Regions from separate parts of the Homo sapiens genome. Here region 1 is linked to region 2. A link is an interaction called in ENCODE POLR2A ChIA-PET data of the cell type or tissue named here. Cell type or tissue: A673. All regions are shown on one strand.

Region 1 (5,000 bases), 190 kb after region 2:
ATTTTTTTGTTTGTTTATTTTGTTTGTTTTCAGACAGAGTCTCTATCACCCAGGCTAGAGTGCAGTGGCACGATCTCGGCTCACTGCAACCTCCGCCTCCTGGGTCCATGCGATTCTCCTACCTCAGCCTCCCAAGTAGCTGGGACTACAGGTGCCCACCAGCACGCCTGGCTAATTTTTTGTATTTTTAGTAGAGACGGAGTTTCACTGTGTTAGGCAGGACGGTCTGAATTTCCTGATCTTGTGATCCACCTGCCTCGGCCTCCCAAAGTGCTGGGATTACCGGCGTGAGGCACCGTGCCTGGCTGACACAGAGCTTTTGAGGGCAGTGGGAGTGGAGGCCCCAGGAGTAGAGATACTCCTTCCACTTTTGAGCTGCAGTGGCTATTGATGGCAAAAAGCAGAGGCTGTGCTGATAACAGTCCAGGAGCAAAATTTGGGTATTGTTCCTGGCCAAGTAGCCTCCAAGCCCAATTCTCTATCCCTCTCAGAGACTGTGTGAGTCATTTATATCTTTAAATACATTCCTTGGCTGCTTAAACTAGTTAGAGTAGATTCTGTTGTTGTAGCTAAGTTCCGTGACAATTATGAGGCTTCCATGATGTAGCTCAATATAGCGTCTGGTACTAGGAGGGGAGCAGTCAAACTGTACCTGTAGCCTCTGGTTTTCCAGGTAGATGAGATAGTACATTTTATTATTGTTTGTTTCACTTCAAGTTGGGTTTTCTTTTCTTTGTTCTTAAAAGCATCCACGGGCAGGCGCAGCAGCTCATGCCTGTAATCCCAGAACTTTGAGAGGCCGAGGCTGGTGGGTCACTTGAGGTCAGGAGTTTGAGACCAGCCTGGCCCACATGGTGAAACCTCGTCCCTACCAAAAAATACAAAAATTAGCAGGGTGTGGTGGCGAGTGCCTGTAATCCCAGCTACTCGGGAGGCTGAGGCAGGAGAATTGCTTGAACCCAGGAGGCAGAGGTTGCAGTGAGCCATCATGCCACTGCACTCCAGCCTGGGCAACAGAGCAAGACTCCATCTCAAAAAAAAAAAAAAAAAAAAAAAAAAGCATCCAGTTGATTTCCACAAGCAACTTCAGTGTCTGGCTGCATTTAGGGTATGCTCAACACGTGTTCCTTCATAACCACCTTTTAAAATGACCTGATAATTGACATACAACTTACGAGTTTTGACATATGTAAGCACTCACGAAAACATCACTCAATTAAGATAATAAACCTCTCCATCACACCTAAAAGTTTCTTTGTGCCTTGCTGTAATCTTTCTCTCTTTCCTTTCACTCCAGCCACTTTCTGATCCCCGTTCTGTCACTTTCTAGAATTTTTTGTAAATGAAAGCAAACATATGTACTCTCTTTGGTCTTCTTTCACTCAGCATAATTATTGTACTTATTTATTTATTTTTATTTCATTTATTTATTTTTTTTTGAGATGGAGTCTCGCTCTGTCGCCAGGCTGGAGTGCAGTGGTGCAATCTTGGCTCACTGCAACCTCTGCCTCCCGGGTTCAAGCGATTCTCCTGCCTCAGCCTCCCGAGTAGCTGGGACTACAGGCACCCGCCATCACACCCGGCTAATTTTTGTATTTTTAGTAGAGATGGGGGTTTCACTATGTTGGCCAGGCTGGTCTCAAACTCCTGACCTCATGATCCACCCACCTTGGCCTCCCAAAGTGCTGGGATTACAGGCGTGAGCCATTGTGCCTGGCCATTTATTTATTTTTAATTAATTAATTTATTATTATTATTATTATTGAGACAGAGTCTTGCTGTCTCCCAGGCTGGAGTATAGTGGTAAAATCATGGCTCACTGCAGCCTCACATTCCTGGGTTCAAGCAATCCTCCTGCTTTAGCCTCCCAGGTAGCTGGGACTACCAGCACATACCACCACTCCTGGCTAATTTTGAAATGTTTTGTAGAGACAGGGGTCTGACTACGTTGCCCAAGCTGGCATAATTATTTTAAGATTCATTCCAGTTGTTGCAACACACTGGGTTTGCCCTTTTGCCCTTTATCTTTTTTTTTTTTTTTTTTTTTGAGACAGAGTCTCTCTGTTGCCCAGGCTGGAGCACAATGGCACGATCTTAGCTCACTGCAACCTCCGCCTCCTGGGTTCAAGCAATTCTCCTGCCTCAGCCTCCACAGTAGCTGGGATTACAGGTGCCCACCACTATGCCCGGCTAATTTTTGTATTTTTAGTAGAGACAGGGTTTCACCGTGTCGGCCAGGCTGGTCTCGAACTCCTGACCTTAAGGGATCCGCCTGCCTCAGTCTCCCAAAGTGCAGAGATTACAGGTGTGAGCCACCGTGCCGGGCCGCAGCTGCTTCTTAAAGCCTGTCACTAGAGGCTGGGCGCAGTGGCTCATGTCTGCAATCCCAGTACTTTGGGAGGCTGAGGCGGGCGGATCACAAGGTCAGGAGATTGAGACCATCCTGGCTAACACAGTGAAACCCCGTCTCTACTAAAAATACAAAAACAAAATTAGCTGGGCATGGTGGCGCATGCCTGTAATCCCAGCTACTCAGGAGGCTGAGGCAGGAGAATTGCTTGAACCTGGAGGTGGAGGTTGCAGTGAGCTGAGATCACGCCACTGCACTCCAGCCTGGCGAAAGAGTGAGACTCTATCTGAAAAAAAAAAAAGCCTGTCACTGACGAGCTGCATTGGAACCACCTGGAGACACCTGTTAATACGTAGCTGTCTGGGCCCAAGCCCCTCTTCTTGCAGATGAGGCCCCAAGAAGGGGAGTGACTTCTTCAGGGAGCCAGGGCTAATTTAGGACAGGAACTCAAGTCCTGATTCCAAACTTAGGACGAAAAGAAGGGGGAATGAGGAGCAGGAAATGTGTCCAGTTTTGACTCCTCTGATTCCCGTGTATTTTTCCTTTGGCTTCTAATATTAAGAGAAAGGCCCAGTACTATATTAAGAGGAAGACCCAGTACTTTGGAACAAGGTGGCTTCCTGCTGAGGCTGGGTCTTGTGTGTACTCTGAGGCCTCAGATTGCTGTGGCCGGGCATCTCGGGTCTCCCAGCCACCTGCATAGACCTGGCTCAGGAAAGGAGCTGGGTAGGATCCCAGCTTTAGCATGAGGCAAGAGCTACCTCCTTTGAATGGGCAAAAGAAGGCGGGGAGGAGAGTCCAGGCAGACAGGTAAACTATGCAGAGCCTGATAGAGTAAGGAGGAAGCCAGGGATAGGCCAGGCTTCAGCTCCGCCCCTGGGCCAGACTAGGGCCTCAGTGGGCAGAGGCAGGAGAAGCTGCCAAGGCCTGGGGAGCCGACCCTCCACAGAAGCTAGCAGGGCCCCGTCAGGATCCACCAGCCCAGGCAGATGCAGCTTTGCCTATGGGCTCCTGCTCGGTGCCAGAGAAATGACCCTGTCCCTCGGGTGATGGGCACTGCATCCTGGTTTCAACAATGTCATTTTATATTATCCCCCCTGCATGCCATCAAATATTTTCTTTTTTTTTTTTTTAGATGGAATCTTGCTCTGTTGCCAGGCTGGAGTGCCGTGGCTCAATCTCTGCTCACTGCAACCTCTGCCTCCCGGGTTCAACAATTCTGCCTCAGCCTCCCAAGTAGCTGGGATTACAGGCGCACACTGCCACGCCCAGCTAGTTTTTTTTATTTTAGTGGAAACGGGGTTTCACCGTGTTGCCCAGCCTGGTCTGAACTCCTGAGCTCAGGCAATCTGCCTGCCTCGGCCTCCCAAAGTGCTAGGATTACAGGTGTGAGCCACCGCACCCGGCTTTTTTTTTTTTTTTTTTTTGCAGGTGGAGTCTGGATGTGTCGCCTAGGCTAGAGTGCAGTGGCGCAATCTCGGCTCACTGCAACCTCCACCTCCTGAGTTCAAGTGATTCTCCTGCCTCAGCCTCTTGAGTGGCACTGGGATTACAAGCGTGCCACCATACCCGAATAATTTTTGTATTTTTAGTAGAGACGGGGTTTCACCATGTTGGCCAGGCTGGTCTCAAACTCCTGACCTCAGGTGATCTGCCCGCCTCAGCCTCCCAAAGTGCTGGGATTACAGGTGTGAGCCACTGCGCCCAGCCAAATGTTATCTTATGGTCACTGCACCAGTATTCATTTGGCTGATTAGAAGTAAGATTTAGGAAGAGTGTAGGAATAGTCTCCTGATCCAAAACTCCCATTGTCTAAACGAGAAACTGAGGTCCAGGGAGAGGGAGGACCTGGCCCAGGGCCATGCAGCTATTTAATATGTTTATCATCTTCTCTAGTGGAACACTGCGGGAGAAAAGTTGCTTGCTTTTGAAATTATTTACATATGCATATATACTTTTTACATATAAAATATGAAATACATATTTCATGTATACATATGAAATATATGCATAAAAGTCAAAAGGCACCAAAAATTCAGTCTCCCTCCCACTGCTATCCCTGGTCTCACAGTGCTTCACCCTAGGACACCCACTGTTGTTACCTCTTTCTTATTTATCTTTCTAGAGACATTTAATACATATGTAACATTTACGTGTGTGTGTGTGTGTGTGTGTATATATATAAAATTTTTTTTTTTTTTTGAGACAGAGTCTCGCTCTGTCACTAGGCTGGAGTGCAGTGGCTCGATCTCGGCTCACTGCAACCTCTGCCTCCTGGGTTCAGGTGATTCTCCTGCCTCAGCCTCCCGAGTAGCTGGGACTACAGGCGCCCGTCACCATGCCCAGCTAATTTTTGTATTTTTAGTAGAGACAGGGTTTCACCATGTTGGCCAGGATGGTCTCCATCTCTTGATCTCGTGATCCACCCGCCTCAGCCTCCCAAAGTGCTAGATTTACAGGCATAAGCCACCACGCCCAGCCTATAAATTTTTTTTTTTTTTTGAGACAGAATCTTGCTCTATTACCCAGGTTGGAGTCTTGGCTCACTGCAACCTCCACCTCCTGAGCTCAAGCGATGCTCCACCTCAGCCTCCCAAGTGGCTGGGACTACAGGTGCACACCATCACACCTGGCTAATTTTTTTTTTTTT
Region 2 (5,000 bases):
GTCCCAACACTTTGGGAGGCCGAGGTGGGCGGATCACCTGGGGTCGGGAGTTGGAGACCAGCCTGACCAACAGGGAAAAACCCCGTCTCTACTACAAATACAAAACTAGCCGGGCGTGGTGGTGCACGCCTGTAATCCCAGCTACTTGGGAGGCTGAGGCACGAGATTCGCTTGAACCCAGGGGGTGGAGGTTGCGGTGAGCTGAGACCACATCATTGCACTCCAGCCTGGGGATTAAGAGCAAAACTCCGTCTTAAAAAAAAAAAAAAGAACACTAGGCTTCTACTCTTCAAAGGCCTCCTTCGGTCATCTCTCAGAAGGGTTTCCAGGATCCCTCCCTACACAATTTCTCTCTCTCTTTCTCTTTCTTTCTTATTTCCTGACCACAGCTTGTACCTAACTAAGCAACACCTACCCCCATTCTGCTGTACTTGCATTCACGTTCCTACTCAGAGTAATCCCATGTCTGTTTTATTATTATAAAATTTATTTTCTTTTTAGATTTTTTTTTTTTTCAGACAGAGCCTTGCTCTGTCACCCAGGCTGGAGTGCCGTGGTGCAATCTCAGCTCACTGCAACTTCCGCCTCCGAAATTCAAGCAATTCTCATGTCTCAGCCTCCCAAGCAGCTGGGACTATAGGCATGTGCCACCACACCTGGCTAATTTTTTGTATTTTAGTAGGGACGGGGTTTCACCATGATGTACAGGCTGGTCTCAAACTCCTGAGCTCAGGAAAACCACCTGCCTCGGCCTCCCAAAATGCTGGGATTACAGATGTGAGCCACCGTGCCCGGCCTCTTTTTAGTTTTGTAATCTCATTATATACACATAACTGACTTAATAAGAAGTTTACAATGAAATATTTGAACAGAGTATCTGTACACATTACTATTTACAAAAATTTCACATGGTAAATAACCTTGTTGTGGAAACAAAATTTCTTTCTAAATCCCTTCCATTGACTTACCTCTTGGAGTATTACAGATAAGAGTCTACCTAGGACAATTTACAGATATCAAATTAAGACTGAATAACATCCCAGGTCTTTGGAAGGCCGAGGTGGGAGGATCACTTGAGCCCAAGAGTTCAAGACCAGCCTGGCAACATGGGGAGACCCCATCTCTACAAAAAAAAACTTAGCAAGGAGCGGTGACAACAGCTGTGGTTCCAGCTACTCAGGAGGATGAGGTGGGAGGATCGCTTGAGCCCCAGAGTTCGAGACTGCAGTGGGCTATGACTGTGCCACTGCACTCTAGCCTGGGTGACAGAGAGAGATCCTGACTCAACAAAGGCTGAGTAACTTACAGAAAAACCATTCTTCTTCTTATTTTTTGAGACAGAGTCTCACCCCCGCCACCCAGGCTGGTGCACTGGCACGATCACGGCTCATTGCAGACTCAACTTCTTGGCTCAGAGGATTCTCCTAACTCAGTCTCCTGAATAGCTGAGACTACAGGCACGCATGCCACCATGCCTGGCTTATTTTTTATATTTTTAGTAGAGATGGGGTTTCACCATGTTGCCCAGGCTGGTCTCCAACCCCTGGGCTGAAGGGATCCACCTGTCTCAGCCTCCCAAAGTGCTGGGATTACAGGCATAAGCCACTGTGTCTGGCCAAAATTCATTAATTTTAATAGTTTCATTTACCATCTTTGACTATTTATGCTCTGTAGGAGTGAAAAAAACTACCTTGACATGTTGACAAAAGGCCAAGAATTAAGATGAAAATGTTAATGGTACACATTTGTGAAAATACTTTGTCAGACACTAGTAAAGAGAAATTGACTCTAGATTGGTTCTACAAATACATGGTTAAACTCGGAACTAAGCAATCTGACAAGTGGCCATTTAGTGTTAAAAAATACTTCTGAAAAACCAGTTAAAGTTTACTTGTCAAGTTAACTTGGAGGATGACAAGGATTAAGCAATTAAATTTGTTGTAAGATTAAAAGTTCAGTCTTTCTTGGATTTAGTTATATTTAACATTTAAAACACGCAAACACCATGTATATATAAAATGTATGTTTCTTAAGAAAACAAGGCAAGAATAGCAAAGCATCATAACACACAGAACAGAAACCTGTTACAAAGGCTTGGGGCATCACGCCTTGCTGGGTGAAAGCAATTGCTCTCAGTAGCCTCCAGGTGGCATCAATGAGCTCATATCGGGAAAGTTGGGTTTTGGGGATTTTTTTTTTGTTTTTGAGACAGGGTCTCACTCTGTCACCCAGGCTGAAGTGCAGTGTCATCATCACGGCTCACTGCAGCCTCAACTTCCAGGGCTCAGTTGATCCTCCCAGCTCAGCCTCCTGAGTAGCTGGGACTACAGGTGCACGCCAACATACCCGGCTAATTTTTTTGTGTTTTTGGTAGAGGTGGGTTTTGCTACCATTGCCCAAGCTGGTCTTGAACTCCTGGGCTCAAGCAATCCGCCCACCTCAGCCTCCCAAAGTGTTGGGATTACAGGCGTGAGCCACGGCACCTGGCCTGGAAAGTCTTTCAAGGGTTCAGTTAAACATCTTCCAAATAAAAATCATTTGCAACTTGCAACTTGAAGTCCCCATGTGTGACTCTGATGGGTGATAGCAAGTTAACCCAAGAGCTGGGATTCAGAGGTACTTTCTGCAGATTCCGTCTCCATTTCACCAAGGTCTACAGGATGAATTTCTTGCAAATCACATCCTTCTTCAGCTGGATGATCCCCAGCATGCAGAACAACGTCCTAGAGTTTGATTTGCTGGTCCCATGAGAGTTGACTATACTCCTTAAATGTGTGGGTGACCTTGCGATGAATGCTAGATTGTTGAAGCTGCCTTGGAACTTCTTTAATTTATGGATCTTTCCATAGGATGTGCTTTTGTCTTTGCATCAGGATGCTTCGGTTCCTAATTGTTAGAATTGTGAGTGCAGACTCCTTTGAATCACAACTCGAGACGATGATTTTCTCTCTCTTCCAAAGTTTTCCTTTCATATCTTACGATATCATTTCATCTCCTTCGACTACATATCTACAGTCTGAATATCTAGAATGGGGTTTCAGGAGTGGTAAAGCTCTCTCAGGTCTGTTGCCTGTATTCCTGTGCCCATTTTCATTTGAATATACAGGTTTCATCTGGTTCTCAGTAGGTATGAAATTAGAAAATCATTTGCTTTTGTTTTGGTTTTTGGTTTTTGAGACAGGGTCTCACTCTGTTGGTCAAGCTGGAGTGCAGTGGTACCATCATGGCTCACTGCAACCTCAGCCTCCCAGCCTCAAGAAATCCTCCTGCCTCAGCCTCCCAAGTAGCTAGGGGTACAGGCGCATGCCACCCTGCCTGGCTCATTTGAAAATATTTTTGTAGAGGTGAGGTCTCACTATGTTGCCCAGGCTGGACTCAAACTCCTGGCCTCAAGTGATCCTCCCACCTTGGCCACCCAAAGTGCTGGTATGACAGGCGTGAGCCACTGCGCCCAGGCCGATTGTCTCTTTTTCAACACTTCCCATCTGCTCTATGCTTTCTTCCAAGAGACCATCTTGCTAGAGAATGTGGGCTCTGGCACTGGGGCAGACAAGAGGCCTCAGATGCTGACTCGCTCCTCAGATGCTAGATTGGCCTGTGTCTGATTTTTTTTTTTTTTTTTTTTTTTTGTATTCACACTGTCTTATACAAAACAGAACCTGGGAAATGTTTGAGAAGAAAATGGATTTGACTGGTTAGGGCTATTGGGTTCTACTTTATCAGAAAGGCTCTTATTTGAATGAATCATGACTTCAGGTAACTTAACAATTTTCCAGTAAGTCCCTTCTCTTGAAATATTTTCATTCTTCTGCTCCCGTTTTGGGTGGGGTAAGGGGTGCAGAAGGTTGCAATCTTTCCCAGTATCAAAGCTTAGATTTCTTCACAGTACAGAGGCAGTAAAGCACTGCAGGCAGCAGGTAACATGCATATAGGGGGTTAGGCTAGGTCAGGCTTTTGCTATCCATTTATACATATACGCAGAGGGTCCTACTCTGTAGCATGAACAAACTCCACACGGATTTGGTATAGGAAAAAATATGTAAAGACAACAATATATTAGCAATACAACTAAATATCCTAGAGACGGCCACTTACATTCTGGGAGTAGAAAGAAACTTTAGAATTATTAGGACAAAGGGCCTTAATGAAAAGTCCAAAATATGAGATACTCAGGGGAGAAGGGTTAATGTAGTTTCATTACCTTTAAGCTTAAAATATATTCCAAACTAAGACACAAATACATAGTGGCCGGGCGCAGCGGCTCCTGACTGTAATCCCAGCACTTTGGGAGGCCGAGGCGGGCATTTCACTTGAGGCCAGGGGTTTGAGACCAGCCTGGCCAACATGGCAAACCCAATCGCTACAAAAATAGAAAAATTAGCCAAGCGTAGTGGCATGTGCCTGTAATCCCAGCTACTAGGGAGGCTGAGGCAGGAGAATCGCTTGAACCCGGGAGGCGGAGGTTGCAGTGAGCCGAGATTGCAGCACTGCACTGCAGCCTGGGTGACAGGGCAAGACTGTGTCTTAAAAAAAAAAAAAAGAGGCCGGGCGCAGTGGCTCACGCCTGTAATCCCATCACTTTGGGAGGCCGAGACGGGCGGATCACGAGGTCAGGAGATCGAGACCATCCTGGCTAACACGGTGAAACCCCGTCTCTACTAAAAATACAAAAATTAGCCGGGCATGGTGGCGCGCGCCTGTAGTCCCAGCTACACGGGAGGCTGAGGCAGGAGAATGGCGTGAACCCGGGAGGCGGAGCTTGCAGTGAGTCGAGATTGTGCCACTGCACTTCAGCCTGGGCGACAGAGCGAAACTCCGTCTCAAAAAAAAAAAAAAAAAAAAAAAGAGAGATAAATACACAGTAAAGCTAAGAAAAGATAGGTTAATGAAAAATGTATAATACACCAAACATACAGAAGATAAACTGGGCAATACTGCACAGGTATATGAAAACCTATGAATGACTGGATTCAGATGGATAGCATGATAAAAAAAAATTT

The links. ChIA-PET counts read pairs that join two places held together with the same protein. Peaks named below come from ENCODE experiments on the same cell type or tissue, not always from the same donor. Only the 100,000 strongest peaks of a DNase experiment are listed, where the experiment ranks them.
Region 1: POLR2A ChIA-PET joins it to region 2 with 6 read pairs; 4 of 35 experiments call an interaction of 5 or more read pairs at or near these places.

Annotation. Positions count from the first base shown.
Region 1 is chr17:4,386,083-4,391,082 of GRCh38, forward strand. No RefSeq gene overlaps it. Among named protein-coding and RNA genes, the nearest start is that of UBE2G1, 22 kb to the left of the region's middle. In A673, no CTCF peak of the experiment used is centred here; no DNase peak of the experiment used is centred here.
Region 2 is chr17:4,197,875-4,202,874 of GRCh38, forward strand. All of the region lies in intron 7 of ANKFY1 (ankyrin repeat and FYVE domain containing 1), which reads right to left. It also overlaps the pseudogene LOC100420060. Among named protein-coding and RNA genes, the nearest start is that of CYB5D2, 57 kb to the left of the region's middle. In A673, CTCF peaks have their summits at 2,125 (motif pointing right) and 2,325; a DNase peak (open chromatin) is centred at 2,157; H3K27ac peaks cover 459 bases.